Linked DNA regions of Homo sapiens: regions 2, 3, 4, 5 and 6 are each linked to region 1. The links are chromatin contacts, found by Hi-C or POLR2A ChIA-PET in ENCODE. All regions are on one chromosome and are shown on one strand. The core of a region is the stretch at or near the end of the contact, and the rest is flanking DNA. Distances in the headings are between cores, read along the strand shown. Region 1 holds the start of H4C16 (H4 histone 16). Region 2 holds the start of AEBP2 (AE binding protein 2). Region 3 holds the start of GABARAPL1 (GABA type A receptor associated protein like 1). Region 4 holds the start of YBX3 (Y-box binding protein 3). Region 5 holds the start of PRH1-TAS2R14 (PRH1-TAS2R14 readthrough). Region 6 overlaps ETV6 (ETS variant transcription factor 6).

Region 1 (5,076 bases), core at 1,678-4,177:
TGTCCGTAGACGTTGCTATGCTAAGTGGATGTTCTCATATAATACACCGTACTACTCAGGTAGGTTTCTGTCTCCGCAGCCCGTGCTGCTTAGGCGAAACAACAGCCTGTCCGCGGAATTCTGCCTGCCCAGGACAGGGTCCGTGGACTGTTTCTTATACAAGCGCCTTGCCTCCAGCTAGCTACCCAACAGTGTAGAGACCACCCTGGTCTCCCCGCAGGGTCCTGCGGCTCACAGCCAGCCAATCGTTCACTTTTGAGTCTGAAGCTAGAGTGATGACCAGACGTGAATGCTTCCTGTGCTGACGGGAGGAACAAGCTCGCCTAGCCAAAATATCTTTTGTCTTTGAGGCTATGGGCCTGCAAAGAGCCACTAGGTTTTATTGGAGAGGCCAAAGTCTTGGCCTTGGCTTGCTCCCCGCAAGCCAGGGCGCCACAGATCAGCGGATCGGGTCCTCTGCGAAGACGTGGAGGTCCCCCGGGTCTCTTTGTAAATGAGTCCAGAGACTAAAGTCAGAATGGCAGCTTATTCTTATATACCTGAATTGTGGACCCATGCTTTTTGAAACAAAAAGAGTGTTTCAAGTGTTTTGTTTTAATTAAAAATTACTTTCTCCTAATTCATCGAGGTCATTTCATTTTTACCTGAACATTTTCAGTAACACAGTTAACACCGATACGTGATGTAATGTTGAACGCTTGCTTTTTAAAATAAACATTTTATGTGGATTCATTTACATTTAAAGTAAAGCAAATTTACCTTCTCACTATCCGAATAAAGATTTGACTTCATTGAAATAACATTTTCAAATATTTATGTATATGTCATTACTGCCTAGAACAATGATGAACCCATACTGGGGACTCAATAAATGTCTTCAGAGCTATTGTCATGGTTTAGGCGGTCTTTCCGGAGCCAGTCTGCCTCAGCCTAAATCCTGGCTTTACCACTGAGCAGTGACCTTTGATAAGTTATTTGACTCCTCTACCTGTATCAAAGTGTTTTGAAAATTAAATACGTTAGTAAGCATCCAATAACTCTTAGATATACCAAATAAATGGGCATACAAATCTCTGATGCAGTTTTTAACGAGATGTTCCTGGAATGAGTTCTGTAAACTAGCTTAAATTTTTGCCTGTATCTTGGGGAATTTTCAAGAGTTTTTAAAAGTATTACTATTTTAGACACGATTTTTTTTCTTTTATTCCAATAAGCAAGAGATTTCTAATTTGAAAATGTTCTAGTCTTGATTTCTTAGAAAGCTTAACTATAAGTAAGTCAACCGATTTTACCATTACAATAATTTTTTTTTTTTTTTTTTGAGACGGAGTCTCGCTCTGTCGCCCAGGCTGGAGTGCAGTGGCGCGATCTCGGCTCACTGCAAGCTCCGTCTCCCGGGTTCACGCCATTCTCCTGCCTCAGCCTCCCGAGTAGCTGGGACTACAGGCGCCCGCCACCACGCCCGGCTAATTTTTATGTATTTTTAGTAGAGATGGGGTTTCACCATGTTAGTCAGGATGGTCTCGATCTCCTGACCTCGTAATCCGCCCTCCTCGGCCTCCCAGAGCGCTGGGATTACAGGCGTGAGCCACCGCGCCCGGCCCCATTACAATAATTCTTATCTCTTCAAGATCTGATAGACTTTTCCTCTTCCCTCTGAGTCAAATATTAAAATCATGAGTGAAGTTCGACCATTCAGGACTTTTTCCAGCCATTCAAGACAGTGTTCCAACTCTTTTATCTTTAACAAAAAGTAAAAGAAAAATAAATACCTTTTGGGTTATGAAGATGGGCATGGATTGAAACAAATGTAAACTATAGGCATTTATAAATATAACAAAATTTTACCATAAAGTCTTCCTGCTGTAAAGGCTTATCTTCAAGACCAGGGACAAAGAAGCCCCACTTACTAAAATTCATTGCTCAGAATCCTAATTAACTACCTGGGAAAGACTTATGACTCATCCTCTAAATAACAGCTGCTTTTTAACACAGTAAAACCTTTAGAGAAGACAGGGTCCTGACACCTTTGAAGAGCGGTGACACCTTACAGAAACTTTCGTTTTTGTTCAGGGATTCTCTTGAGAAAGGAAGGGATTCAGAACCTCCTGAGGGGATTTGCAGTAGAAATCATTATTCCAAGTCATGATTGTGGCATCCATTGTTTTACAAGAACTTTGAATTTTTAAGTGGAAAATGTGAGATGAGAACCTGAGATTTGAATGACATAAGACATTGACAATATTTCAACTAAATAACCACAGGAAGTTACTTGGTTGAAAAGCACACAGGCTCTTGCAGGGCAGGAAAACCTGCAAATTGCGCAGAAGCAGCTGAAAGGGGAATGGCGGGGGTCGGGGGGAGGTGGGGGTGGAGTGTAGGTGGGGGACGGGAAGCTGCACTTTCTTTTTTCAATTGAAAGAATTTTAATTATCTGCAGGGCCGTAAAAGAGAAAAAAGTCCTCTCCCCCTACTATGTCTTCAGAAGACCCACGTGTGAAAAATTTTAAATTTTAAGTAATTGCTTTGAAATCTCGGATGTAAAGCTTTTCAGGTTTTTATAGAGTTTCATAGTAAGTCAGGAATTCCGTTTGAAAAAACAGAAGGAGGGAGGGACAGAACAAGGAACGTGCATAGGATCTGGCCTACTTTTATTTAAGCGCTGAGAAAAGGCAATATAAATTCTTTTAGCTCATACTGTTTTAACTTTAAAACGTATCACCATGAACCTTTCTCCAAACATCAGAAAAAATTTTCCCAAAAGAGCAAACAACAAAAAAATCAGGCTGGTTTCGCTGACTGCTTCCTGGACTTAACAACTATAGCATGTCTCCAGAGGTGGGGCCTAGAGCTCCGCCCACTTTTTTGATGTTTTCAAACAGGTCCGCATCGAGAGACTATAAGCCCTGGTCTGCGACTGGCAATCACAGTGGGCAGCCCGATTTTCTGCTGAGTAGGCGCTGTGATTTCAGAATGTCTGGGCGAGGTAAAGGTGGCAAGGGGCTGGGTAAGGGAGGCGCCAAGCGCCACCGGAAGGTGCTGCGGGACAATATCCAAGGCATTACAAAGCCGGCGATTCGCCGTCTCGCCCGACGTGGGGGCGTCAAGCGCATTTCTGGTCTCATCTACGAGGAGACCCGGGGAGTCCTCAAAGTCTTCCTGGAGAACGTGATCCGTGACGCGGTGACTTACACGGAGCACGCCAAGCGCAAGACCGTCACGGCCATGGATGTGGTGTACGCGCTGAAACGCCAGGGTCGCACCCTTTATGGTTTCGGCGGTTGAGCTGTCCCCACAGCTTCTCTACAGACTCCAAAAGGCCCTTTTCAGGGCCCCCAAACTGTCACAGAAAGAGCTGTTAACACTTCCTAGATAACGGGTAAATATCAACCCTTTGATGTCGCCTTCCGGATACCGGAAATGGGATATTCGCGGCCCGAGCATCTGCTCGGGATTAGACTTGGCGGGCACGGGGAGAACTAGACCTCAAGGAGGGGGTTCCGCCTGTGCTTAGGTACGACCCTGGAGGTGCCGCGCAACGCAGTAGTGACCTCCCAAAATCCAGACACCGGATTTTGTTTAGAAGAGTGCTTGTACAAAGCCCTAGTGTTAGAACTGGTCATGGTCTTCTAAGCGGCCGAGTCGTTGGCCCATAAGCACGTATCGGATGGCTTCCATGTAAATCAGGGCTTAGGTGACTTCCTGCTGGCCTTCAGGGGTGAGCGTCACGCGTCAAGGGCGGTTCGTGCGTGTGCAGGGCTTGCTAAGTCGCAGGAAATGGGAGGTCGCAGCACGCCGCTACCTGCAAGCCCGAAAGCTGAATGCAGCTCTAGTGTGGCGCGTAGTCTTACTGGGTACTATTTTACTTAATCGCTGACGTTGAGTGAGAGGTGACCAAGCTCAGATGCTGAGATTAAGGCGGCCGGGCGAAACTCGCGACACCCTGCGATTCCCTCTTAGCCAGCTGCGTAAAGTTGCCTACGCCAAGCGGGTAGCGTCCTGCTCGGCCACCTGGCGGCGGGCGTGGAGTTGGCAGGCAGGCAGTGGGGGTCACGCCGGCATGAAAGGCCAGATCACCTGCAGGTCGCCAAGTTGCCGGGAATCCCCCGCTCCGAGCAGTGTCATGCCCATCACAAATAACCCTATCGCAGCCGGGAGGTAAGCCCTGGCTTCCGAGTAAAGGCCCTGTTCAGAGCAGCCTGGGGGTCTAGAAGGGAAACGGGTGGCGGGTTAGGTTCTAATAAGTTCAGTGAGAATGTAAGAGAGACAGCTGTGGGATTACCAAGCGCGTGGTCCTACCCGGTACTCCCGGGGTGTAGTGAGGGTCTTGGAGAAAGGTGGGGCTGGTGCTACCAGTTAAGCGCACTTTCCAGTAGGCGAGGGTAGGGGGCGGAAGACCTGGTGATCAGCCTGCGTCCAGGCCGTAGGGGTCGCCCCGGCCTCCGGTAAAGCTCCGTATAACAGCCTCGCTCTACTCCTGGCTCTGTCCTTCCTAACTTCTCATTAGGCTTGGCACCCCAGGATGCGGTGTGATCCATGCCGCGTTAACTAATCTGCCCCTTCTCTACCTTTTCTTTTTTCCTTTCTTTTCGAGACCAAGTCTAGCTCTGCCACCGAGGCTGGAGTGCAGTGGCACGATCTCGCCTCCGCCTCCCGGGTTCAAGCGATTCACCTGCCTCAGCTTCCGGAGTAGCTGGGATTACAGGCCTGCGCCACCACGCCTGGCTAATTTTTGTATTTTTTTTTTTTTTGGTAGATACGGGGTTTCACCATGTTGGCCAGGCTGGTCTTGAACTCCTGGCCTCAAGTGATTCACCCGCCTCCGCCTCCCAAAGTGCTGGCATTTCAGGCGTGAGCCACCACGCTTGGTCTTGCTCTAGCTATTCTAAACATGAAGAAGTCATATAGCTTCCTTGGTGCGGTGGGCTGAAGTCACTCTAAGGGAGTTTCCCAGCCCCAGGGGTTAAAGAACTGGAGTCAAGATTGGAACCCAGCTGGCGAAGGATTCCGCACCGCTAGATCTTGACATTTGCCTCTTCTTCTGCCAGGAAGGCTCCCCTGTTCCTTTTTGCTGAC
Region 2 (5,076 bases), core at 931-3,430, 4.7 Mb before region 1:
TATTTTCTTAACTAGACGTTAATGTCAAACAGAATCTAATGCCAGATTTTCAAAATATCCAGGACTCTGTATTACTTGTAGCATTAAATACTAAGGTGTTCGTTTTTAATCAATTAATCAGAATTCCTAGAACTTTAGAATATTAAACTCTTAAATGAAAATCACTATCGACCACTAAAATTTCCATTGCTATACTTTTCTGGAGAGCATGTTTAAAAAAAATGTGATTGTCAAAACATAGATGGTCAAAATAAACGCTAATACACTTTAGAAGTGGCATAATATGCATGTGATTCTCGTTTTTTTAAAAGTACATTAAAAACCAACTAACCCAAACAGATCAAAAGTAATGATAAGACAATTGAAACATACACTATCACACTTTTTAAATGTTCTGAAAAAATGCGCATTTTTGTCACTCTCCAGTTACTTCTAACAAGCTTTAGTAAGAAAAATAATACTCATTCCTTCCGAGACCTCTCCAATGCATGACTTTAAATATTATCATTTAAAATCATGACTCTCATGTTGAAACATTACTATAAAGCCGCAAACTACGTTGTACCTTCAAGACTGTATTTTGTTACGATTCCAACTCTCTGATTCCGCAAAGTTATCTTAAAAGGCCATCAATTCACTATTCTTTTCCACAACCATTTATACGTGTTTAAAACTTTTTCCCAGATATGCTCCCAAAACAAATAGAAAAGATTGTTAAAATCACGTTGGAGACCACATGACTGACTACAAATGAGGGATTTGGGAGGCAATGATTTAATATAAAAGAACAGTCCTTTTTTTGTTTAAGTAGAGAAAAGTGATAGCTGGGGTCTCTCCCATGGACAAGGAAGTTCTGTTAAATCCAGGCGAGACCAGCCATATTGGAAACACTTGTCAATTGTAGTTCTGACAAGTGTTCCCGAACACGGTTGGAAGAAGCTAACCTTGAGTACCGACGTGTGTACATCAAGGCCCTCTTCTGCTCCGCCAGAGGATCTGGGCCCGTTTGGGGACTGTTTCCGAGTTAGAGCCGTCCTGAGGTCCGTGAGGAGCGAAGCGCCGAGGGGAAAGAGGGCGGGGAAAGGAGAGTTGGGGGGGAACGGTTTGAGAGTTGGAAGCCGCGATGCGCTGCGAGAGGGGCGCGGCGGCGACGGCGAGAGATTTCCGAGTTGAGAGTCTGGGGGAGGGGCCGAGGATTCGGGGAGCAGGGGGATCGCGGCAAAACGTCGCCTTGGTCCCCCTCTGAGGGGCCCGGGAGTTCAAGAGGAGGAAGGGAAGGGGAAACGCTTCAGAGCACTGACCTGTCCTCCGAGTCCATGCGGCTCAGGGGTTCCCCATCCGACGACATCTCCAAGCTGCCCCGCCGGCCCCCGGAGGTCGCGCTGCTTCCGCCTCCCCCAGTCCCGTAGCCCTCGTCGCCGCCGCTGGAGACTACGCTGCTGCTACTGCTGCCGCCCCCGCCGCCGCCCTGGCTGCCCCGCGGTCCCTTGGGCTCCTCCAGGCCCTCCTTGCCGTCCCCATCCCCGCTGCTGCTGCTGGCGGCGCCGGGGCTCAACGAGCGGGTCTCGTCGCTGCTGCTCCCGCCGCTGCTGCCCACCAGGCTCTCGGCGCTACTCTCCTCCTCACCCCCGCCGCTGCTGCTGCTCTCATCTTCCTCCTCCTCGTCGTCCTCCTCCTCGTCTTCGTCCTCCCCGGCCTGGCTGGCGCTCTCGGGGCTCGGCTCCGACATCGTCTCTGCCTCGCCGCCCCCCACTCCTCCGCCGCCGCCTCCGCCGCCCCCACCGCTGCCGCCGTTCAGCAGCAGCGCCGCCACCGCCTCGGCCTCCGCCTCCTCTTCCTCCTCCTCCTCTTCCTCCTCCTCCTCGGGGGGCTCAGCCCGGCCCCGCGCCGCCGAACCCGGGCTGCCGGGGGGCAGAGGGCTCAGGCGGGAGAGCTCCTCCAGGTCGGCCATGTCGGTGATAGCGGCGGCCATGGCGGCGCCTGCTCCTCCTCCTCCTCCTCCTCCCCACCGCCGCCTCCCTCTCTCGACTCTCTCTCCCTCGCCCCCCTCCCAAACGCCCAAAACTCCGCCGACGCCGCTGCAGAGCAGGAGGAGGGCCCGCGAGCTGCGTCAGCCTGCACACGCGCTACGGAGCCCGCGCGGGGACAGGCGCGCGACTACGCGCACTCACACGGAGACTGCTGCGCGCCTGCGCGGCGGCACGAGGCAGCACCTCCCCCGGCTGCGGGTTCTGCGCCCCCGCCCCCGCCCGGCGCCCGCCCCGCTGCCCAGTGCCCGCCCCCGCCCCCGCCCCGGCGCCTGCAAGTGCTCAGCGTTTCCTCGGGGCCTTCCCACGCCCTGCCGGGCTTCGAAGCCCAGGGACACGCGGACTGAAAACTCCAACGCTGGCCGGGGATTTTAGCAGCCTTCCGAGTTCTCACGATAAACTCATTCATTCCGGGGGTGTTTGAGGAGTGTCCCCTCTGTACAGGAGCTGAGCCAGGAATAGAACGAGCCTACAGTCTACGAAGAGAGCGGTTTAAAATGGGCAAAAATTAAAACACTACGGTGTAAGGTACTAAATTTTTATGCGCAACACAGGGCGACAGGTTTTAATACACCCTATGTTTGAATACCCCTGGAGATGTTGACATCCTGAACCCAGAGCAAACATCTTGGTTCAGGGTCCTCAAACTTTTTACTTCATGAGCCTTCTAAAACAATTTCGTAAAGCTGTGTATGTTCTTATACAGTTTAGAATGACAGCTACATTTTTCCGGCTTATAAATATTTCATCTGTCGCATTGTTTAAATACTGTATAGCCAATGGATTCTAAATACCATAGGGATTTAACACCCACTAATATCCATTTTTTTAAAATACAGTTTGGAAAATACAATTTCCAAATATTGTTTTCTGGAACTCATATTGACGTTGCATATCTCCTCTAGAATTTTATCCTAGTAATATATTTTATATTTGAACTATTTTGATCGTCTTACTTGTAATAAAAATGTGAACATAAATTGAAGTATCTGGGTTGTTTTTTATATTTTCTGTGATCATAAAGCTCTTATTTCAACCGATCAAAACAAATCTATTTCAAATGTTTGTAAGTACTAAACACAAAAGCAAAATTTTATTGGCAATGCATCTTGCAGAAATGAACTTGGGTGGACTTTTTTCTAATATACATTATGACCTTCAGTGGATGGATTTTTTTGAGAAATAGTTCAGCATCAGTTCTATTCCAAGTTTTCAATTCCATGGATATAAGTGTTGAGAAAACTTGTTCGCATAAAAAAAGCAGATGAGAATGAATGGAGTTTTGTTATAGTAATGCCACACAATTCTTTGAATGCCTTTCGCATTATATGCCCAAAAATCGCATAAAGATCTAACAAAGAAAAAATACTTTTAATGATCTGTCAGCTGACAACTCTGATTAGGTTCTCTTTCAACTTGTTGAAAGCAAGCAACTGAAAACCACCTGACTTGTGAAAGGATGTGTTACCCCATTCTTATTCACCAGTCAATTGTGCCTTTCTTTGGTGTCCTGGAGGTTTTTGCATAACCGGGTATTGCACCTTACTAAGATTTAGCATGAGGAAGAATTATGCCTTTCTTTTGTAAAGTAGGGAAGAGGTCATTGGAAGAAAGGAGACTGGAAAAGAGCCCACATTACACCCTGACCCAAGGACACATTTTCAGGCCAATTTTAGGGATGCTTCTACTCAAGGAAAATGAGGATAGAACTGACTGCCTGAAAACAGAGCCTCCATGCTCATTTCCCATTTGGGAAAGTCGTCATATACCGTGAGTACCCAGTATTACATCCTCTGCCTTAGGCCTTTGGACAACTGTTATATAAAATGTTGCCTCTAAGGGAATGCAAAAATAATAACATGGGACATCATTTACAGATACCTTCAGAGGCACATACAATGTAAGGTATTAACTTCCAACATTTTAAACCTCAAAGGCAATCTTAGATAAGGAATGTATTAAAGTGAAATACACTGTAAACTGTAAATTAAAAACTATCAGAAGGCCGGCAGGGTGGCTTATACCTGTAATCCCAGCACTTTGGGAGGCCAAAGTAGGAGGCTCACTTGAGCCCAGGAGTTTGAGACCAGCCTGGGTAAAATAGCGAGACCCTGTCTCTACGGCACACCTGTAGTCCCAGCTACTCAGGAGGCTGAAGTGGGAGGTTCACTTGAGCCCTGGAGGTTGAGGCTGCAGTGAGCCATGATCATGCCACTGCACTCCATACCTTTCCTCACCCATCATAAGGGTCATGGCCAACACTTCTACAACAAAAGACAGGTTAACAAGAGAAAAGTGTAACAAATTAATTTAATGGAAGTCTTATGTGACACAGGAGCCTTCAGAAGTAAAGACCCAGAGAAAGCTGTCCATTTGTATGCCTAGATTCAACAGAGTGGACATCCATGTAGAAATGTGATTGTACAAAAAGAGAATGAACTAATAGTAATAGACTGAGTGTGGAAACCCAGCAAGGCCTGTCCAGATTCGTCTTGACCTCTCTGTGTAGCATTCCTTCCACACCCAGGTATAGAGCAGACTTCTCTGGAATGAGAGTCTTCAAATGAGAAGGCAGAGAGTGACCTTTCTTCGTTTCATGGCTTACTTTGTGGGGAAAGGAGTTCTGGTTTATATGACTAGCCTAGGGTGAGTAACAGGGATAGGAGACAGCAGGACAGAGGTTCAGTGAGAGACTTTGCTTCTCAGGCTTTCCAATCTCCTTTAGTTCAAAGTACTCAGCATGGGGGCCAGGTGCAGTGGCTCACTCTTGTAATCCCAGCACTTTGGGAAACTGAAGCAGGGGGATCACTTGAGCCCAGGAGTTCGAGACCAGCCTGAGCAATGGGATGAAACTCCATCGCTACAAAACACTTTTTTTTGTTGTTAACTAGCCAGGTGTGGTGGTGTGCACCTGTAGTCCCAGCTACTTGGGAGGCTGAGGTGGGAGGACAGCTTGAGCCAGGAGATTGAGGCTGCAGTGAACTGTGAGTGATCAAGAGCCATTGCACTCCAGTTTGGGCAATAGAGTAAGACCTTATCCCCCCCCCAA
Region 3 (5,076 bases), core at 577-3,076, 4.6 Mb after region 1:
GTTACTGCATTTCTTTGTGCTTTGAATACTCCATCTGTAGAACGGGTAATCGTGTAAGGAAGTAAGTCAATGATTACAGACTGAGTACTTATAATACCGCTAGGGTAAACTATCAATAAAACTTGATTGTATTTTTTAAATATCATTGCTCAAAAGATTGGTATCACCAGAACTGGGCAAAATTTTCAGGTATCCAAGGTCCAGAAACCAGGAAAGTAATTTGTAAAGGATCCTTTCCCGAGTAAGGGATTAGCTCACCCCTCTATAAGCTGAAAACCTTTTTGTAATTCCTGGGGAATGAAGAGCCCTAATGACTTTTTTTTCTTTTTAAAGGAAAAGGGTTACAAGAGGTTTCTACTGCTGGGCTAAGGCCCTGGTGGCTTCTGGTAGCTATAAAACCACGAACGTTAGGTAAGGATTAGAGAAGAAACCCAGAGTGGCTGTGAGTCAAGAAAAGACATCAGATAACAGCAATTATTTTACCATTATGTGACACGTAATACTAATGTTCCTACCTGAAGATAAAGAGCACAATTTTAAAATCTCCGCTCCTCCATTTCCAAAATCCAACAGCTGCTGGTCCCCCTACCACTTAAGCCATATTCTGCCCTCCAATTCGGCTGCGCAGCCTGCATTAGAGAAACACCAGGCAAGTGGGCGGGGGAGGGGGTAATGGGGAAAACGCCCGGATGCTGAAAGATACCTAATACTTTTCTGTTCCTACTCACTGCCTGCGGTAGTTTTAACTACTTAAGCCGGTGTCCAAAACGGAGAAAAAACGTCTCAGTCCTGCCTTATCGCGACCAGGTACCAGGTGATCAGAAATCAACACGAGGAGGCTGGCTGTCCCCACACAAGCCCCGGAGCCTAGAACGATGAGGCAAGAGGGCTGTTGGGCAGAGAACGTGACCTTGTTTTCCAGGCCAGGACTGTCTTGTGCTCCCCTAACCCCCTGTAATGCAAGAAAATTACTGAATAGCTTCTGAACCTTTTCGTCCCAAGACCAATGATATGAGAGCCAAAGTCAACTTCATTAAAGGAGAACCAGCCAAGGCAGAAATCGACTGGGTTTGCGCAAACCTCACCGCACAGCACAATGTCCCTGCGTTCTTAAAGGCAGCCAATCCATGGCCCCGATCTAACCAGTCTCGCCCACAGGGGCCCTATTTTGTGCACCGCAACCCACACACGGTCTCAGCTGCTGAGACCGTGTGTGGGTTGCTGAGTCACTGAAGACGGCGGCTCGGCCCCCAAAACGCCGTCAGCCCTGAAGTGGGGTTCGGGGCCCAGGCATACGGGGTTTTAAAAGCTCTACAGTCTGGACGTCCATTGGCTCTGGCACTGAAGGGCGTTCAGGATTAAGTAATTCTCGGAACCTCCCTTCTCCAGAGCCGCCTGGGCGCCCCAGGGAAGCCATCTCGACTACCCGCCCCCGCCCCCGCGGGCCCTTCCCCTCCCATCCCCTCCGCTCCTCTACACTCACGGGGACCCTGTCCGGATATTTCTTCCGGATCTTTTCTCCTTCCTTTTTCCGATACTCAAAGGGATGGTCCTCCTTGTACTGGAACTTCATGATGCACCGCAGGGCTTCCGAGATCCCCGCGCGGGGCCTGCCTCCTTCGCCGCTGACCCTGTCCCGCTCCCTCAGCCGACGTCAAGGTGTGCTCAGAATAGCTGCAGAAACGTCCGCTCCGGGGGCAACAGCGCTGGGCCGAGTGTGCAGGGGGGGTTCGGGGCGGGGATCTCGGGTGAGCCTGCCTGGAGGTAGAGGAGAGCCAGATGGAGAAATACCGGCGGCTTTTCGCTAGAGCTGGGAGCACAAAAACAGCTGGGTGGCGCGTCGGGCTGTGACGTCACCCCGCGAGCCCCGCCCCGCCCCCCATGCGCCAGGCGCCCAGGGCAGGGGGTGGCCGAGCGCTCTGTCTCACTGCGTTTCCTTTCTGGCTAACCTTTTTCACAATCGATGTCACTGCAAACATCAAAACATTCGAGTTATGTTTTATTTTGTGACTGTGAAATTAAAGATGGTTTTAAGACAAAAAAAAGATTTAAACATGTTTTATTCCCCCTCCACTGTTTTTCTTGGTTGGGCCCCAAAACAAATACAAAAGGCGAAAATCCAGCCTTTTCCTGCTGGTTGGGATCCAGCCTCAGGAGAAAAGAGGGCCAGGCCTCCTGGGATCCCTTTGGCCAATGCAGAGCTGTCCCGTGCTTGCACCGTGCCCTCTGCGCGTTCCGCTGCCCCTCCCGCGGCCCTCCTCCCGCGCTGGCGTCACAGTGTTTGGGCGGTGCCGCAGTTCGCTCCTGAACAGCAACATAAACAGAGCGTGACTCAGGAATCTGAAGAGAGGAGTCAGATGAAGGACACGGAGTGTAATCAAAGTCTAAAGGAGACATGATGTCAGTAAGGACTACCGAGGGCTTCACGTACAATCAAATATAGAAATGATTCACTTTCTAGCCGGGCGCGGTGGCTCACGCCTGTAATCCCAGGAGGCCGAGGCGGGCGGATCACCTGAGGTCAGGAGTTCGAGACCAGCCTGACCAACATGGAGAAACCCTGTCTCTACTAAAAATACAAAATTAGCTGGGCGTGGTGGCGCATGGCTGTAATCCCAGCTACTCTGGAGGCTGAGGCAGGAGAACCGCTCTAACCCGGGAGGCGGAGGTTGCGGCGAGCGGAGATCACGGCGTCGCACTCCAGCCTGGGCAACAAGAGCGAAACACCGTCTTACAGAAAAAGAAAGGAAGGGAGGGAGGGAGGGATTCACTTTCTGCCATAAACTCAGAAAGGGGGCTCGTCTTCTGGAAAAGAGAGTATCAAGCAATTTAGGTGATGACCTCAGTTGTTCCCCCACATCTTATTTAGTTCCAGTGGTTAGGTATCCCTCACGTGACTAGAAAGCGCTGCCTGGAATGCTAGTAGAAGATTGGGCATTAGGGCAGGTGAGGCGAAGCCTCGTTCTGGATTTCCCCACCTAGAGTCAAAGAAGAAAGACCTTCCAACCAGTACTGTAGGGCAGCGACAGGGAGGACTGTGGAGTTTGCAAAGAAAAAGAACAGTGAAAAGGGGCTGCGTTGCCCATACAAGTCGGGTGAGTTCTGATAAATATTAGATAACAGCAGCCCCGTGGCCTATCTTCTTCAGTCGGGGTCTCAGTGTCTCTAATTTTAAAAACACCCACAGGGGGCCAGGCGCGGTGGCTCACGTCTGTTCTCCCAGCACTTTGGGAGGCCCAGGCCGAGGATCGCTTGAGCTCAGGAGTTCAAGACCAGCCTGGGTAACATGGCAAAACCCTGTCTCTACAGAAAAAACAAAAATTAACAAGGCATGGTGGCGCGCTCCTACAGTCTCAGCTACTGTGGAGGCTAAGGCAGGAGAATCGCTTGAATCCGGGAGGCAGTGGCTGCAGTGAGCTGAGATCGCCCACTGTACTCCAGCCTGGGAGAGAGAGCAAGACTCTGTCTCAAAAAGAATAAATAAATAAAAATAGGCCGGGCGCGTTGGCTCATGCTTGTAATCCCAGCACTTTGGGAGGCCAAGGTGGGTGGATCACGAGGTCAAGAGATAGAGACCATCCTGGCCAACATGAGACGAGTGAAACCCCGTCTCTACTAATAATACAGAAAAAATTAGCTGAGCCTGGTGGCGCTCGCCTGTAGTCCCCAGCTACTCGAGAGCCTGAGGCAGGAGAATCACTTGAACCCGGAAGGGAGAACCCGGGAGGGTTTAACTATATTTGCATCAAAACTAAAATGAGGCCGGGCGCAGTGGCTCACGACTGTAATCCCAGCACTTTGGGAGGCGGAGGTGGGTGGATCACGAGGTCAGGAGATCGAGACCATCCTGGCTAGCACGTGAAACCCCGCCTCTACTAAAAATACAAAAAAATTAGCCGGGCGTGGTAGCGGGAGCTTGCAGTGAGCCAAGATCGTGTCACTGCATTCCAGCCTGGGCGACAGAGCTAGACTCTGTCTAAAAAAAAAAAAAAAAACCTAACATGAGCGACTGAAAATTAAACTGTTTTCAATTTGAAAGTAAGACTTAAAATTATAAACATATAATGTGATAAAATAACTCATGGATTTTATTTATTTTATTTATTTATTTGATATGGAGTTTCTCTCTTGTCGCCCAGGCTGGAGTGCAATGGCTCCATCTAGGCTCTCTGCAACCTCTGCCTCCTGGATTCAAGCAATTTTCTCCGGCCTCGTCCTCCTGAGTAGCTGGGATTACAAGGCGCCCGCCACCGCGCCCAGCTAATTTTTTTGTATTTTTAGTAGAGACGAGGTTTTGCCATGCTGCCAGGCTGGTCTCGAACTCCTGACCTCAGGTGATTCGCCCGTCTCGGCCTCCCAAAGTGCTAGGGTTACAGGTACTAGCCACCGCGCCCTGCCCTCATGAATTTTTATACATAAAGATTGAAAGATGCCATGAAGAAAAATACATGAAGAAGTGGGACTATGTGATTCGTTTTCTGGTGCCAGTAATGAAACTTAGTTTCTTTAATTTTGTGGGTGAGTTTTGTATTTATTTTTATTTATTTATTTATTTTTGAGACAGAATCTCACTCTTTCGCCAGGCTGGAGTGTAGGGGCGCAATCTCGGCTGACTAAAACCTCCTCCTCCCGGATTCAAGGGATTCTCCTGCCTCAGCCTCCCGAATAGCTGGGACTATGGGCGCCTGCCACCGCTCCCGGCTAATTTTTGTATTTTTAGTAGAGACGGGGTTTCACCATGTTGGCCAGGATGGTCTCGAACTCCTGACCTCAAGTGATCCACCTTCCTCGGCCTCCCAAAGTGCTGGGATTACAGATGTAATCCGGCCTATGAAAGTAAATTTTAAATTAACACAATCGAGTAAAACATTTCAAAATGTCTTATTTAACCAAAATCAAAATACTACATTAAAAAGCTCACATTTTCTCAAATACATTTTTGATGTTTCTTGTACTTTTTAAAATGATTTCAAGGGTTAGAAGTTTTTTCAATCTTTTATGAATATTTTCAAACATGTAGAGAATTTTGACAAATAGTATGATGAACACCACTATAACCTTCACCTAGATTTTTTC
Region 4 (5,076 bases), core at 1,095-3,594, 4.0 Mb after region 1:
AGAGTGGCATTTGTTTTTATGATCAAACCAATAATTGCTTAAAAATGACTGCTGTCAGCAATTAGATTATAATTCTTTGTTGACTTACTCTTAAACTTAGTAAATGATGATATTGTCTTACAATAGAAATGTTGATAGTGAAAAATAATTTTAACATCATATCAAAAGACCTTACAACCGGCTCCATTTTGGTCAACATTGGATACTCACAATGGTGTACTTTGTCCGGGACATAGCATTTGCTTAGCAAATATGAGTGTATGAATTAGTGAATGAAGGAATGGATAAATTTATGTGTATCTGTATCCAAGTTGCTTCCTACTTATGATTATTAAAACATAGATCATATTTGTTCTAATTTTCTTTAGATTTATTTAGTACAATACCAACAACTTCCAGCTGCTCACTGCTTTGTTTGGATGACAATGATGAGTAGTTTTGGAAGCCAGTCCAGCACAAATTCTAGGAAATCCCAGGGTGCATCTGTAATTATTTTAGGGTCTTCCAGAGGTTGGAGATCACACCTGTTAGTTATGAATTACTTCCAAGGATGAATTTTTTTAAAAGGCTTTACTGTTGGATCGGTTTGAAGAGTTCAATCTCCTTACTTTTTTTTCTTGTAATGTAATTCTGAAAGGTAAATAGCAATGATAATCATTTTGCTGAATAAGAAAGTCAATGGTCAGTCCTCACCAGAATAAATCATGTTTATAATTTAATTGTAATTAAGACCATAATCTTTCACATGAAGAAATAATTTAATCATTCTTAGAATTAGACCAGCATTTTAAAAGCATCTACATTTATATAACATCACTGTATGCTCCATACTGAAGTCAAACTAAAATATGAATCTAACATTTAAGAGTTTGTAATTTTTTAAATATTGATGAATTACATAGAAAAGCTCAAAATTACATAATTTGCTATTTTTTCAAATAACTTATTTTCTTTGTGTTTTTTGTGGATGAAATAAGAAAGTAAGAATTCAGGAAAGTTTCATAATAATTGATAGCAAATGTGCAGATAAGTAATTGAGTTTGGAAGAATTTGGTCTGTTTTCATTTTGTAAACATTCACTATGTCCAAACTCTGTGCTACGTACTGTACTAACCAGTGGAGATACAAAGATGAATTACACTTGATAGTTACCCTACTGATGTTAAGGTAGACATCGACATTACAGACATATTCCTGGAAAAAAATTTGGTAAATTGTTTGAGGGAACAGGCAATAACTTAAAAAACAAACAAAACAAAGGAGCTTTAGGTGGACCGGACACTGGAGTGACACATGATAATCTCATCTACTTTTCATGTCACCTTTGAGAACCTCTCATAAAGCAGGAAACCGACTCTGGGACATTGAATCTCTGTCCCAAGTTAACCTGGTTAATAAAAAACAAAGCCAGAATTTATACCTAGTCTGTCTGAACCCTAGGGGCCAAATAGTCCTGTATTCCAGACAGTCTTTGGGTACAGATCCCAGACCCTCTGGCCCTGTGTTTACTACCATCCAGCCCATTCTCAAAGGGCATGTGGGCTCTTCAACTTGGGAATAATGTTTATTGGGTGATCTGTTTCTCTATACCTCTCATCCTCGAGGCTAAGAGGGCTCAGTTCCTTAAGCTTTCACCAGCTGGCAGAGGCAACTGGAGCAGAAGGTAGGAAGTGGATTTATTCAGCTTTTTTTGTGTGTGTTCCTTATTAAATATATATTGACAGCTCCTTATTTGTTGCGGTTAAATTGGTGTAAACTCTGAATTTACATTAAATCTGTGAGGTCAATTTCCTCATCTGCGTGTTACAGATGAAATTATCCGTATATTACCTTTCAGGAGTAAGTTGCCAAATAGTCTTAAGGTTTTATTATTCCAGGTCTTAACAGCTGTGCTACGAATAGCTGCTGGTGCTTGATACATGTTGAATGACTGACTAGATGCAAAGGATTTAAAAACAAGTGTTTGAGAGGGTAAAGCGCAGAGTAGTTTGGGTGCCCTATTTTACCTCTCCTTGTCAGCTGCGGGTGTCAAGACGGGTTGAGGGAGGAGAGCCAATGCACCCCGCTCCAACAAAGGGTCAGCAGCGCGGGCTCCTCGGAACGCTCCAGAAGACAACCCGGGCGCCCCGTTCACCCTGGCTTTCCTTGGTTCTGCAACGCGACCCGCGCGCTCGCGTCCCGGCGGATTGGAGCCATAGAAAGCGCACCGGGCGCCTTTAAATGCTAATGAGAGTCCAGGGCCCGACTCCCGAGCCAAGTTTCCCCACCCTCTCCCCTCGCCCGCCCTTCCCTCCCGGGCCGGTGCGCCGCCTAGAAAAACTTGTGCGGGGCCATTTTTGGGGCAGTAAGATCGAGCGAGGAGCCCAAGAGAGAGCGCGCAGCACGAAGCTCGAGCCGCCTCCGCCGCGCGACCCCACCTCGGCCGCCGCCGCCTGCGCCGCGAGATCCGCCCCGGCCTCCCCGAGAGCGAGCCCCGGCCGCCGCGACCACCAGCCGCGCTAACCGCCGACCAACCGCCACCGAGGCGCCTGAGCGAGAGCAGAGGAGGAGGAGGCATGAGTGAGGCGGGCGAGGCCACCACCACCACCACCACCACCCTCCCGCAGGCTCCGACGGAGGCGGCCGCCGCGGCTCCCCAGGACCCCGCGCCCAAGAGCCCGGTGGGCAGCGGTGCGCCCCAGGCCGCGGCCCCGGCGCCCGCCGCCCACGTCGCAGGAAACCCCGGTGGGGACGCGGCCCCCGCAGCCACGGGCACCGCGGCCGCCGCCTCTTTAGCCACCGCCGCCGGCAGCGAAGACGCGGAGAAAAAAGTTCTCGGTGAGTCAGGCCAGGGAGGGCAGGGGCTGCCGTAGTGGGGCGGGCCCAGCCGGCCGCGGAGCACGTGTGGGCAGCTCGCGCTACATCTCCCACCCGGGCTGGAGACGCTGACAGCACAGGGTCCCCAGGGATCTCCGGGTCCCCAGGGGTCTCCGGGTCCCCAGCGCTGGCCGCCTCCCTTGCCGGCGCTCCCAGGTGAGCGCGCTGCGCCCTGCGCTCCTGGCGGCCGTGTGCATCTCCCTTCTGGTTCCGGGCCAGAAAGTTTAGGTCTTAACTTCTGTCTCCCAGACGGGCACTGTTGCGGATTCGCGTGGTGGAAAATGCCTGCGTTTGGAGAAGAAAGGAGAGGCAGTCTGGGAGAGGGGACCTTGGGTAGGGATGGATGTAGGGGAAGGACCGACACGTGGGCCTGGCGCTTTGGGGTCCTTGCTTGGGATCTGGGAAAGGAGAGCATTTCCTTTGGGGAAGAGGAGGGCGCTAGAAGGAGACGGGGAGGGAAAGATAGAAAAGCTTCTTGCCAGGAAGGGTCAGGTGTCTGTCCCTGACGCCCTTCCCACATGGGCATGGGAAAGACGCCATGCTCCTGTTGGCCACATGCCAGCAAAGAGATGTTGCAATCGTCTCCGGGAAACTTGGGTCTTAGTCCCACGTCTTCCTCCCCCTCTCTGTGCCCACGGCTGCAAACAGCCATTCAGTGTCCACCAATGGCTACACGCTTCCCTCTTCCCGGACTGTGGGAACGCACGTGGTGTAGCAGCTGAAAAAACTTTGTCGGAAGTGGGGGTATGACGTTAGTTCAAAACATTGTTACCTTGGCACTTGTAACGTAGGAAGGGAAACAGGAAGATGAAATGTTGAGATTTGGGGGGGCAGTGGATGGAAAGGGTTTCTGTGATGGTTGTTGGTTTAGTCACATAACAAGCGTTCTTTTCGTAAGTAACGCCCCTGTGTGAGTTCTTAAACGCTTGCAAAGCAGGTGGGTGGTGAATAACCTCCCTAAAGGGTGTGTGTCCATATCGTTCGCTCTTATAAACAGGAACGTTAACAGATGGTGTAGGATGCTTCGGAGACCTCTTCACTATTTGGGGTGGGGCATGTTTGTCTCATCTCTCTGAGCCCTACTTCCCCTTTGGGAAGAAAGTTGAGGGAGCAATGTGAGAGAAGTGTATTCAATATTCCCCACCTTGAGAGGACTATTTTCTTGTTTTTTTTTTCTAGGGCTTTTACTAAGTCCCTACCAAACAACATGCTAATTGTAACCTGTGTAGGTTAAGAAACAAAATAGGCCTGATTTTGCTGGACTAAAAGTTGCTTAAATCTAGTCAGTAGTACATTGTGATGTTGTTTCTAGCAAATATTTCTTGGAACACTTTCTGCCAGATGTCTGAGAGAGAAAACCTTGTGTTCTCCAAAGCAGTGTTAGGATAACATTGTTAATGATACCTTATTTTGTAGAAAGCTTTTGCGGTTTTTCACTTAATCCTGTACTGTTCTGAGATTGGGAAAGCAGATACTATCTTTAAAGATGAAGGAAACAGATAAATGAAGGTTAATTTCCTCAAGCAACTGCCTCTGCAGATCCCTGGTGATGAGTCTGATGCCTTTTATCTTTCCACTCTTACTGCGTCTCTCTAAAAATGAAGGACAGCCCTTTCTACGTGACACCTCAACACTGTTTGTCTCTGTCTAGTGTGTCCTGCCATCCCCTTTCCTTTGCCAAGCAAACACATAGATGCCTAAGATGTACTAGGCACAATGCTGACTAAAATGGATATGTTCTAGTATTTGCAAATGGGCCTTCACTTGAGTTTATAAGCACATAGGCCAGGAAAAATAGTTTTCATGAGTGCAAAAAAATTTTCCTTCTGATAAATGTTATGGAAATCTATGGTCTTCCTCCCCAACCCTTCCCCTTAGTGTATATGAAGTGGGTTTATGGTTTAAAGCAAGACGTGGGAATGAATTTGATCATAAGAAGTCCTTGGAGAAGTATTTGCGGAATTACGAAACTTTTTTAAACTACATTGGAGAGTAAAAATAACCTTCAGCTTGGATTGAGGTTAGACCTGAGAATTATTTATCATCTTTTTCCTTTATTATTAGTATTGTCATTTTAATCAAGATTATTCCTTCAACAATGCTAGATATTAAAAACAGTTCCAGTCTTTATATTTTCCCAGGTAATTAATTTTTTGGGCAAATGAAAAGAGGCACTAAACGCATATTATTTGGAATATTGCCTGACTTAAATGCATATAA
Region 5 (5,076 bases), core at 1,504-4,003, 3.6 Mb after region 1:
TATCCATTCAACAATATTTATTAGCTATTCCGCACTGGGCAGTGCTCTAGGCTTGGGGATAGAACAGTGAACAAACAAAATCCTTAGCCTAATGGATATTACCTGGAAGTGTGCCAGGAAGAATAAACTCACTTGTGAATTACAACAATAAGTGGTTTATTCAGGTCAAAATCTTGTTTTGTCTCCTGGGAATTTCACTGAATTGCATCATGTAGGAGGCAAACTATACCCCAAGAATTAAGAGCAATTGTGAATAAATGATAAACCACAGAGTTTACATTTACCTCCTAATACATTTAACTCCTAATATATATATATACATATATTACGAGGTAAATGTAAGCTGTAACTTTATGCATATATTGTAAGTAGTAACTATACATATATACTTATATACTGTATACATATATAGTAAGTAGTAACTATACATATATACATATATAGTTACTACTTAAATTTATATATGTGTATGTATATATATATGTATATATACAGTACACACACATACTGTTACTACCGGGTGTAAAATTGAATAGGATATAGTGTCTTCCCTCACAGAGCTGCCAATTATGTTGGAGGATGTAATAAATACAAAGTCTGTTTCTTCATCTTCGGTTTAACAAATGACTGATGTGAGGAAAAAAGTTATAGGAATATGTTCACATAGTCACCCAAATGGAGCATCCTACTCTGTCACCATTTCAGGATTAAGACTAGACAGTCTTTTGTGTTACAAATTGGGACATCAGTGCTCTGGGAAACAGTGATGTCCACGATTCTAAATCCCTTGGTATTACTATTTCATTGATTAAACTACACTTCTGATATTTTAGACTAAAATGTTTTGGCTTATCGCAGTCTAGGAAACCTGTCTTGGGTATATAAAACAGACAGTTGATGCACGATTAGGGAAAAATAAGGCAACCTATGAAAATGGCCTTATGGATTAAAAGAAGTGAGCTCCTATATGGTCAGTGGAATCCAGGAAAAATTTAATGGAAAAAGCGCCACCTAAGCTTAGCTTTAAAACACAGAGTATCTTCAGGTAGAAAAGGCTATAGGAGAATGTGCCCAAATGGAGTTTGGCTGGAGACAAAGAATAAAGACTAGAAAGAACAATTACCCTAGGCCAGACATGGTGTTGGACGGGGCAAGATGCTTACTACTTAAAGCCATAGAACACTGTTTGCTGGACACAATGAGTGGAATATAGAACAATGCAACTATTTTAACACTTTACCCCTCTTAGTGGTTTATTAGTTAATTTTTTCCTGAAAAAAAAAATGCGTATACTACTTTTTCTGCACTTTTCTATATCAGATCTTGATTTAAAACTTTACCACTCTTGGTGATTTATTATTAGTTTTTTTAATCCGAAGAAAACATGTGTATACTCCTTTTTCTGCATTTTTCTATATCAGATCTTGATTGGCTCACCACCATTACACACACACACATCTCTTTTCTCCCATCCTCCCAGCGTTATAGAATCATTTGTTGTAAAATCAGTATTCAGTATTTACATAATTATGACTGACTTTACATGACTACTATTATTCACAGTTGAGGTATACCGTGTATACAGTGTAGTTTTTAAATTTTTATTTTTCTCAGCGTTCAAAATTATATGTTCTGTTTTCTTAATTTTGAAAAATATGCATTCACTAATTTATCCCCACACTCTTTGGAAAATGAAAGCTCTCTAGGCTGTATTCAAATACACCAGGTACTCTATCAATTTTCATTTTTTAAACTATTCTACCTGAGCTCTCCATCTTTAGCCATTTCCTGTTGACTTCATACTGTTCTCCCCTACCACTCTCCCTCTTTAATATATTACCGTTTTAGAAACTTTATGGCTACCCTGTAAGTAATAAAAATGTCTTTCCCCACTCAACAACAGACAGTACCTTTCAAGTTTCCACTTTATAAGGACATAACCCCCATTCCATTTACTTCCCCCGCCCTCCTTCAACATTCCCACTTGTATTTTCCGGCTGTATTTTTAAAACATGGTAAATAACATTTGCACTCCACTTTGTAACCATAATTAAGTATGCCCTTAAACAATAAAAACCATAAACAACATTTGTATTTTACGATTATTTAAATGTTATTCACTGAACAGCCAAGCTTTGTGCTACTATGGGATTTCGTTTTCTGCGGTTCCAAGTCTTGATCCACGTCCTGCCACAGGATCACTGAAGTAGAGCCCATTTTCTTACACTCTCGCCATTAGTTCAAAAGCTTGCAGCATTTTATGTCTGGTACTTGGAGGATGATTTTCCTGTACAGTTTTGCGTTTTTTTCACCGAAAATTTCTGATTATTATTGTTTTCTCTTGTGGGATGAAATATGTACCTTCTATATCACAGCCTTAATACCTTCAGCTTCTTATTCATTGAAATCTTGCTTACAATCCAGTCCGAGGATTCCCGGTTTACTGATTTTCTTTTTCCTGCAAATTTTAGCCTTCTGTTTTGTTTTGAAATAATGCATCCTCTGCGCTTTGTCACATTCTGAAATTCGTCAGGTGTTTTAGGATGCACACTTTCTTAGATGTTTTCGAGGGTCTTAACTGCAGTTCTGTTTCCGGAACAGCGTATTCTCTTTCTAGGGATTGTAGGCTCCCGGCCGCCCCCTGAGGAGCTCCGCTAGCAGCTAAGAGGGCAGCCACGAAGAGCGCCTGAGCACTCTCGCGAGACTGTGGGGCTCGCCATTGGCTGCTCCGCCGCGCCGCAACGGACCCTGGGAGTCGGCCATCATGCTGGCCCCGGAGGCCGTTAGCTTAGTCATGGCTCTAAATATGTACCTGCAATCGGATGTTGAGGATCACCGAGCCCGCGACGTAGAAGTACGGGAAGTTCATGCGCAGCTGCCAGGCCAGCTCGAAGAAGGCGAGCAGGGTGCGGGAGAGCCCCTTGCAGAAGACGCCGTACGAGGTGGGTGTCGCGGCGGGGCTTGAGGCCCTGACGGCCAAGGAGGACGGAGCCGCCGCGGGGGCCATGAGCCAGGTGTCGCCGCCCGCCCAGCGTCTGTAGCGAGGGTTGCCGCAGGGCCCGCGGACCTCCTAGCGACGGCTGGGACCGGCAGGACGGTAAGCAAAGCGGCTCCCGGGCTCACACCCAAGCTTGCCGCTGCCGCCGCTCGGTGCAGTGCGGCGCGTAGCCCCGGGCGCCGCTGGCGCTCCGCCCCTTCCTGTCTGCTTCTCACTGTGGCATTTACCATTTAGAGCTCAACTGATGGTAGGTGGCTCTGGAATAGGATGTGTTATATAGCATGTACGAACATCCATGCAGATAGTTCCACTTTAAAATGAAAAAATCTAAGCGAGATGTAACTTGCCGTAGGGCACAAAATTTGTAAGGGCCAAAGCTAGATTAAAACTTTAGTTTGTCTGCTGTGTTATGTGGGATGTTAGGAATCTTACCCTTTTGATTTCATAATATTAATATTAGGGCAAGATGATTCCTACGCCAATAAAAGCACAAGGTCTCTGTATTCATAATATACCATAGACATAAAAAGGATCACAATCTTAGTCTTTGGATTTTTCTATTTATTAGGAATATTTAAATTGCAAGTGACAGGAATGATAAACATTCAAGCAAAAAACTAGTGGACACACACGCGTATATACATAAGGACATACATACAAAATTATATTCCCAGCCATGTAAACCCTTAAAAAGTTCAGATTAGCTGTGGAAGCTTCAGCCATTTCTGCATGGAGATGCATCTGTGAAACCTGTGGCTAGGCTCCAAGAGCTGGAATACTACTCTGTACTTCCAAACTCTTTTTTTGTTGTTGTTTTTGAGACGGGAGTCTCGCTCTGTCGCCCAGGCTGGAGTGCAGTGGCGCGATCTCGGCTCACTGCAAGCTCCGCCTCCCGGGTTCACGCCATTCTCCTGCCTCAGCCTCCTGAGTAGCTGGGACTACAGGCGCCCGCCACCATGCCCGGCTAATTTTTTGTATTTTTTGGTAGAGATGGGGTTTCACCGTGTTAGCCAGGATGGTCTCGATCTCCTGACCTCGTGATCTGCCCGCCTCAGCCTCCCAAAGTGCTGGGATTACAGGCGTGAGCCACAGCGCCCGGCCTGTACTTCCAAACTCTTAATACCATTAGAGTAACAGCACAGTGAATCTCTAATAGCCACAATACTTTTGTTATTTAAATGGTGCACATTTCATTACCTTCACTTATCTCCCATTTTAACTAGAAAGCACTGTATTTTTTAATCGCACACACCGTCTTCATTCATGGATTATTCAAATGTGTGATTTCTGATCATGACCTTAAGGTTACAGTCTTGTTCTGAAAAGCATTGTTGAGATACCACACATCGCACCGTGCACTGCATGTCTAGCAGCTATTCAGAGCACAAGTACGGTACCCTAGAGTACCTCTGTTTCTATATAGTCTACTGATTATATGACTGGTAGAAATAACGTGCCACTGATAAATTTGTAAAAATTAATTTTGTGTTCCCAGCTAGTATTCTTTTGCTACTTTGCTGCTCCAGTACCACTCCAGCGAGGTAGCACTTAGAGGAATTACTTATGACAACTTCTAAAATACTGGTATAGAGACTGAAGAGCGATGTAAAATAAATGATCAATTCTGAGAACTGGGAGAAGATATATAGTTTCAGTTCACACATATAATTTACTCCCTTTGAAAACTGAAAGACTAATACACAGAGCCATTCAGAGTCACAGGAGTCATTACGTCCTGGATTTTTCATTTCCAAATATGTAAAGCTATGTGGACTCATTCTGTCTTCTATTCCTCTTTTGTGCCACCCTTTACGCCCTACTTGCTCCGTTTCTGGGTAACTCCATGAAAACCTTATCTTCCACCCTGAGACCGTGGGGAAAATAGCAGCCACCCACTGATAACATGGCCAGATTGAGGGCCTATTCCAATGGGACGGGAATAGGCAAAGAACAGTCACAAAGCTCCAAATCCTACTCCTTAATGCTCTAGAGCTGAAGAAAGATTTCCTTCTTTCCACCTGAGAGTGGGATAGGAGCAATAATTTAGGTGGTTGTAGTTTTTATCTGCCCCTTGATGT
Region 6 (5,076 bases), core at 1,688-4,187, 3.0 Mb after region 1:
GTAAGGTCCTGGGAACCAGCATAAGGCAAGAGTGGCAGGGACAGTCTTTAGAAGCCCTGCAAGGCCTAGGAGCTGGCACCAGTTCTCATCCCACAAAAGCATTAACCCGATTTCAATCACAGGAACCATAGGGAAATGCTCAACAGAGCTGGGTGTTGGATTTCCCTATTTCCTTGCAGGAGGGCTTCCTCCCAAAACAATCACAGGTAAAACGAAGGACAATTTCCTGTGTCATGAAAGTACCACCATCTGCACTAAAATTTGATGTTGAGTCCTAAAAATCAAGTGAATGATCATGAAATCTGGCATTTACAGATAATGTTCCACTGCTGATACCCCTTGTGTTTCTCTTCTGGAATAAGAGAACAATGCGACGATTGAGTTGGGGAGAACTTAGGAATCATATACTCAGGCCATTTCACTTTGCAGATGTGGAAACCACAGTCCTGAGAGATGGAATGAACTGCTGGGATGACCCAAGTAATCAGCCACGTAGAACCAGAGCTCAAGGAACTGACCCCTACAAGAGCATGTTCTCTGCCCTCTTACCCTGTTGTAGCGTGTTCTGGCACACATGCCATGTGGGTAAACTAAGGCACCAAACGTCAGGCAATTTTTCTGAAGCGTGTTGGCTTAACACAAATTATCAGGAAGTTCAGTGTTTTAAGGTGTAAACTCAGTAACACAATCTTCATTCAATCACAGCATCTTTCTTACTGTTTAATAACCATCTGTGAGGTAGATCATCTCTTTAAAAAAGATGGAAAATAATAGACAAGGAACCTCTTTTTACTTCATTTAGTTTTGTTTCTAACACTCCAGAATTTACACACATACCTGAGACTATCTGGCAGATAACAGTGTGCATACAGGATTGGATATGGAAATTTATCTTCCTTCAAGTTCAAAAGATAATTTGGTTTATAGCTCTGATTTTATCCATCTGGGCCCTCTTGTCAGTAATTTATATTATGCTTAAAAATTGGAAAAAAAAATCAGCCTGTTAGCTTGGATATTCTCCTTCTAACCAATAGATAGAATGAAACAACTTTCATTTGCTCCTCAGACTTTTAAAGAGTAATAGGGTGAAGTGGAAAATAAAAGTCTGGGTTTTGGAATTAGATACGGATTCAAATTGGGGCTCCTCCACTTTCTCTGGGTGACCTCGGGCAAGTGGTTTACCTGAGCCTCAGGTATAATATCTACTGTGCAGAGTTTGTTATTATTCAGGATAATATATATGAAGCATATACATATACACACATATATACATATATACACACACACACATATACTTTTATATACACACACACACACACACACACACACACACATATATATAATAATAGTAGTGATCATTATTTCTTCTTCCACACAACAATGCCACAGAGATTCTCTAGAGTGGCTTTATGATCTTAAACACGGTTGACCTCAGAGTGGCTCCTAAGGAGAAACACAGGCTCCTGTGAGCTGGCAGGTAGGGTACAATGACCAAAAAACTAAAGCTCATTTGCAAAGATGAGCTACTTCTGGAAAACAAATGGGTAATAAAATCCTAACAATGATACTTCTCAATCAGAGCTCCATAAATTGCTGGATACCCCTATAATTTTTAAATGGTGCTATTCAACACCCTAAAACTTGTCCTAGGTGCTTTTAAAAAAGTATTGTTACATCTTCCCTTACAAACCTTCACCCTCCTCAGTGAACCATTTCAGTTAGTACCCCCACCCCAGAAGTAGAGAATTTAGCCTCAGCTGACCTGGTAAAATAGGGTATTCACTGCGTAGCCCTGTGCAGTCAACTTTCCCTTCTAGGTATCCAATCGTCATCCACCCCACATCTACAGTTCTTTATCCATTATCCGTACCCATCATCTGCATTTCTATTACTGGAATCTTACAGCCCCATTTGAGAGCTACTGGTATCCATGATCTGCTGGAAGCAGAAATGGAGACCAATGTTGAAAGAATGGGGTTTTGTCCACACACCCAAGATGGAGGCAGTAAATATTGGGGCAGTGTGACTAATTATACTTGGGAATTTACAGTCAGCATGTGGCCAGAGCCAGGGCCAGTTTAAATCTCTCAAGTCCTGCTCTACCCCTCCTTCAGAAGAGATCAGAAAAATGAACCACAAAACACTCACACATGGTACAGGCAACTGAGAATCAGAATCCACCCATGGCAACAGCAAAAGCAGCAACATCTAAACGTCGCTGCTAACGTTTACCTCTGATGAAGTTGTCAAGGTCATCCTGCCAGAAACCCCAAAAGTTTGAATTACTAATGTGGTGTAACTCACACATGAAGCAAAATGGGAGAAAATATCAGTTATTTGAGCATGGAAACTGCTGTATTTGTATATACTCAGCTCAACCAATGCTTTCTGATAATCAGAGGAGGTGAGAAGTAACTTAGAGAAGCACATTCAAGCCAACACACTGAACCTTTATCACACCTGCCAGAAAGCATTAGGTAGATACATGTAAGGGTGACTGTGGAGCTCATGGACAGGAACTCCTCAATCTGCGGAAACCCATCAAGACGAGAGAAAGACCACAGACGTATTGAGGGTTGGGAAAATCCAAGAGGAAGCAACGGACAGAAGAAAAGAAGAAATGGAAATAAAGTTTCTGATTTCCTGTTGCTGTTCAAGTTTCATAAAATGGACTGGTTCTCATCGTCTTTTATTTTTTAAAGGGTTCTCTTAGTCTGCTATAACCTTTCAGTGTTGAGTCTAGAATAAAGCTGGGCACCTCTGGGCTCACATAAATAACACAGAGCACCAGGTAGGGACAACCCATTGTCAACAGTTTCCAAATGTCTACTTCAGAACTCTGAGGAAAGGGAGAGCCCGTGACACTAATGAGGGGCCGTGCCATCTTCATCCTCCCCTCCCCATCCCCCACAGCGAAACCAGGGCCACTTTGTCAGAGCTGACGCTGGAGGAACTGCCTTAAATGTACACAGAGCTCACTGCATGAAATGTGAAGTGAAAGAAAAGGTCAGTAAACCTCTGGTTATATATTTTTTTTCTTAAAAAAAAAAAGACATCTATAAATAGCTGCATTTATTGAAGCTGCTTCCTTATCAGGAAGCATGGAGCTAGGAATTAACGTCTGCCTGCATCGGAAATTCTTTCAGACAGCAAACCCAAAAAGGAAATTTCCCTTCCAAAGCATCCTGGCTGTTCTGCTGTGGGCTGTTTTTGCTCTTCAAGCTGTTTGAAGCAGCTAACCAGGGCCCTCGTACAGCCACATGTGCCGCGGGGAAAGTAGAAAGCTTCAAGCATTTGGATGTAAAAAGTGAAGGCACCCAAAAGAAGGCTTAAGGGGGAACAAAGTAGAAAATGCTAGTGGCTGGTCGGCTTTGTTAGAAGTCATTACTGCTTTGTAAGACACTGACAGAGAATTAAATCTCTTCTCCTTGTCCTTGTCTCAACTCTGCTGGTGATATCACTGCACGTCACAGGCAGCTGTGAGGAGAGGCCATTTTTGGAACACTGATGTGATAGCAAAGGACAGGGGAGGACTTGATAGGTATTAGAAGAGTGGGGAAGGCTGAAGGAGATTCACAGATTCAGGCGAGAACGGGAAGAAAGTTCCAGACTGAGGGAGAGACATGTGGGTAGGAAAAGGTCCTGGGATGGAGTGCCCTAGAGCAAAACTGAGCCCCTGGAAATCACAGGGGATCGTTTGAAAGCAAAGCTTATTTCCATTGTGACTTAGGAAGATTAGTCTCAATAATACACAGACAGAACCCTAGGTCCTTTCTTTAATGAAACACACAGACAACGACATGTCTGCTTCCCTTGGCTCCTGCATGGGGAAGCCACCTCCTCAACAGGCTATTCACCATAACCGGAAACAGAAATGGAGCTTTGGTGAGCTACCTGGCCACTGCAGGCCAGGCACTATGCCAGGTGCTATACATAAATGAGCTCTGATACTTCTAAGAAGCCCTCATTAGTAGGTGTCGTTAGAAACTTGAGTCTTAGAGAGGTTAAATCATCTCTCTAATAGAGCCAACCCTGAAATTCAAGTCCATTCACGTCTATCCAGACCCAAGCCCTTTCTATTACCATGGTTTTTTATTTGGAGACTTCCAAAAGCAGTGAGACCCTGCTCCTAGAAGGGCACCCCTAGCAAAATGCTGGGGAATTGGGTACTGGATTGAGCCCACTCTCAGAGCTGGCCCATCAGGGCCTACAGGACCAGCCCTGGCATTCTGGTTGTAGGGAGAAATTCAACTCTAACCTGAGCTCGCAAGAGAACAAACGGGGAGGCAGCAGGACTGGTGAACAAAACCAGAATAAACCATCCACAGGGACAGGCTGTTATCCTGATTCCTCTCCCTCATCCTACTACGAGGGAGAAGCCAGTCTGCTGAGGATTCAGCACAACTTCATGATCAGGTGGCATCACTAGAACCACACCGGTCCCAGTCCCTGCACCTGTGGCTGCCCAGACTTCAGCGGTCAGCAGTGCCTCTACTTTCAAGTCCATGAAACTCTTTATGTCATTATGTTTTCTCCTAAAAAAGCTGAAAGGTGGTTTCAAGAAGTAGAAATCACATTCGGCCTTTCACATGCTGTGTGAACCTGGACAATCCAGTTGACCTATCGGAGACACGGTCAGCTCATCAAACAGAATCAATAGCACCTGCTTCAAGGACTGCTGTACAATTAAGTGAGACAATAAGTATGAGCGCATCTTGTTATGTATAAAAATATAAAATAATAATGATGATCACGTTCAGCTCCCAATTTTGCCTCTTTTTTTTTGGGAACAAACATAATGTGAAAGCATATAAAATTGTTGCTCTACCCAATTAGAAAAGAGAGGCACTGCATCCCTTCTCACTATGCTGGTTCTAATATAGCTGTGCCTGTCACGTGGCTGTCTTAAACTCAGTTACTCTGCTGAGAAGGCAAAACAGCCGAGTGGGTGAGCAGCGAGGTAATGTTTCCAAAGGAAGGCATTAAATTAAATTATTAAACACACACAAGCAGGAGTAGTAATGTAAGAATTTTGAAAGATTCACAAGGAAAGGAAAGAGAGCCAAGGGACTATTT

The links. Hi-C counts contacts between places; a loop is a spot of excess contacts on that map. ChIA-PET counts read pairs that join two places held with the same protein, here RNA polymerase II (POLR2A). Pooled maps may share reads with other maps.
Region 2: a map of naive thymus-derived CD4-positive, alpha-beta T cell shows a loop between it and region 1 (19-fold over the local background). The contact joins the promoter of AEBP2 here to the promoter of H4C16 in region 1. A Hi-C loop is called at or near these places in 2 of 168 maps with a recorded cell type or tissue (both naive thymus-derived CD4-positive, alpha-beta T cell), 1 of 37 single-sample maps with no recorded cell type and 10 of 50 pooled maps.
Region 3: a loop to region 1 is called in a map of ascending aorta, with 6 times the contacts of the local background. The contact joins the promoter of GABARAPL1 here to the promoter of H4C16 in region 1. A Hi-C loop is called at or near these places in 2 of 168 maps with a recorded cell type or tissue (ascending aorta and naive thymus-derived CD4-positive, alpha-beta T cell) and 17 of 50 pooled maps.
Region 4: a loop to region 1 is called in a map of sigmoid colon, with 12 times the contacts of the local background. The contact joins the promoter of YBX3 here to the promoter of H4C16 in region 1. A Hi-C loop is called at or near these places in 1 of 168 maps with a recorded cell type or tissue (sigmoid colon), 1 of 37 single-sample maps with no recorded cell type and 9 of 50 pooled maps.
Region 5: a map of CD8-positive, alpha-beta T cell shows a loop between it and region 1 (24-fold over the local background). The contact joins the promoter of PRH1-TAS2R14 here to the promoter of H4C16 in region 1. A Hi-C loop is called at or near these places in 1 of 168 maps with a recorded cell type or tissue (CD8-positive, alpha-beta T cell) and 10 of 50 pooled maps. POLR2A ChIA-PET finds 5 or more read pairs at or near these places in 2 of 52 experiments (CD4-positive, alpha-beta T cell and activated naive CD4-positive, alpha-beta T cell).
Region 6: a map with no recorded cell type shows a loop between it and region 1 (7-fold over the local background). The contact joins the enhancer-like site here to the promoter of H4C16 in region 1. A Hi-C loop is called at or near these places in 1 of 37 single-sample maps with no recorded cell type and 2 of 50 pooled maps. POLR2A ChIA-PET finds 5 or more read pairs at or near these places in 1 of 52 experiments (activated B cell).

The regions. Positions count from the first base shown.
Region 1 is chr12:14,768,982-14,774,057 of GRCh38, reverse strand. It overlaps H4C16 (H4 histone 16), which reads left to right and starts at 2,927. Exons shown (of 1, transcript NM_175054.2): 1 at 2,927-3,338. The coding sequence starts at 2,974. The coding sequence ends at 3,285. It overlaps LOC105369669, which reads left to right and starts at 3,401. Exons shown (of 3, transcript XM_047429947.1): 1 at 3,401-4,158; 2 at 5,049-5,076. The coding sequence starts at 3,905. RefSeq lists enhancers at 1-102, 1-233, 3,115-3,444, 3,109-3,705, 3,706-4,301.
Region 2 is chr12:19,436,596-19,441,671 of GRCh38, reverse strand. AEBP2 (AE binding protein 2) reads right to left here and starts at 2,180. Exons shown (of 8, transcript NM_153207.5): 1 at 1,302-2,180. The coding sequence starts at 1,972. RefSeq lists enhancers at 923-1,012, 1,043-1,092 and silencers at 1,743-1,842, 1,853-2,002, 2,063-2,312.
Region 3 is chr12:10,209,627-10,214,702 of GRCh38, reverse strand. It overlaps GABARAPL1 (GABA type A receptor associated protein like 1), which reads right to left and starts at 1,826. Exons shown (of 4, transcript NM_031412.4): 1 at 1,484-1,826. The coding sequence starts at 1,573. GABARAPL1-AS1 (GABARAPL1 antisense RNA 1) reads left to right here. Exons shown (of 3, transcript NR_170310.1): 1 at 1-61; 2 at 334-649; 3 at 741-1,054. RefSeq lists a silencer at 1,694-1,953 and an enhancer at 2,047-2,589.
Region 4 is chr12:10,720,591-10,725,666 of GRCh38, reverse strand. It overlaps YBX3 (Y-box binding protein 3), which reads left to right and starts at 2,344. Exons shown (of 10, transcript NM_003651.5): 1 at 2,344-2,817. The coding sequence starts at 2,556. It overlaps LOC124902876, which reads right to left and starts at 2,615. Exons shown (of 2, transcript XM_047429946.1): 1 at 2,007-2,615; 2 at 349-630. The coding sequence starts at 2,557. The coding sequence ends at 561. RefSeq lists silencers at 2,229-2,448, 2,469-2,568, 2,699-3,098.
Region 5 is chr12:11,169,288-11,174,363 of GRCh38, reverse strand. PRH1-TAS2R14 (PRH1-TAS2R14 readthrough) reads left to right here and starts at 2,753. Exons shown (of 5, transcript NM_001316893.2): 1 at 2,753-2,942. It overlaps SMIM10L1 (small integral membrane protein 10 like 1), which reads right to left and starts at 3,170. Exons shown (of 1, transcript NM_001271592.2): 1 at 1-3,170. The coding sequence starts at 3,007. The coding sequence ends at 2,801. It overlaps PRH1-PRR4 (PRH1-PRR4 readthrough), which reads left to right and starts at 2,739. Exons shown (of 10, transcript NR_037918.2): 1 at 2,739-2,942. It also overlaps a transcript of PRH1 not described here.
Region 6 is chr12:11,757,137-11,762,212 of GRCh38, reverse strand. All of the region lies in intron 2 of ETV6 (ETS variant transcription factor 6), which reads right to left. Among named protein-coding and RNA genes, the nearest start is that of ETV6, 110 kb to the right of the region's middle. RefSeq lists enhancers at 1-106, 3,538-3,587. Within about 2 kb of position 2,937, at least 15 of the 41 ENCODE cell types and tissues checked have a DNase peak (open chromatin) inside an H3K27ac peak, as active enhancers do.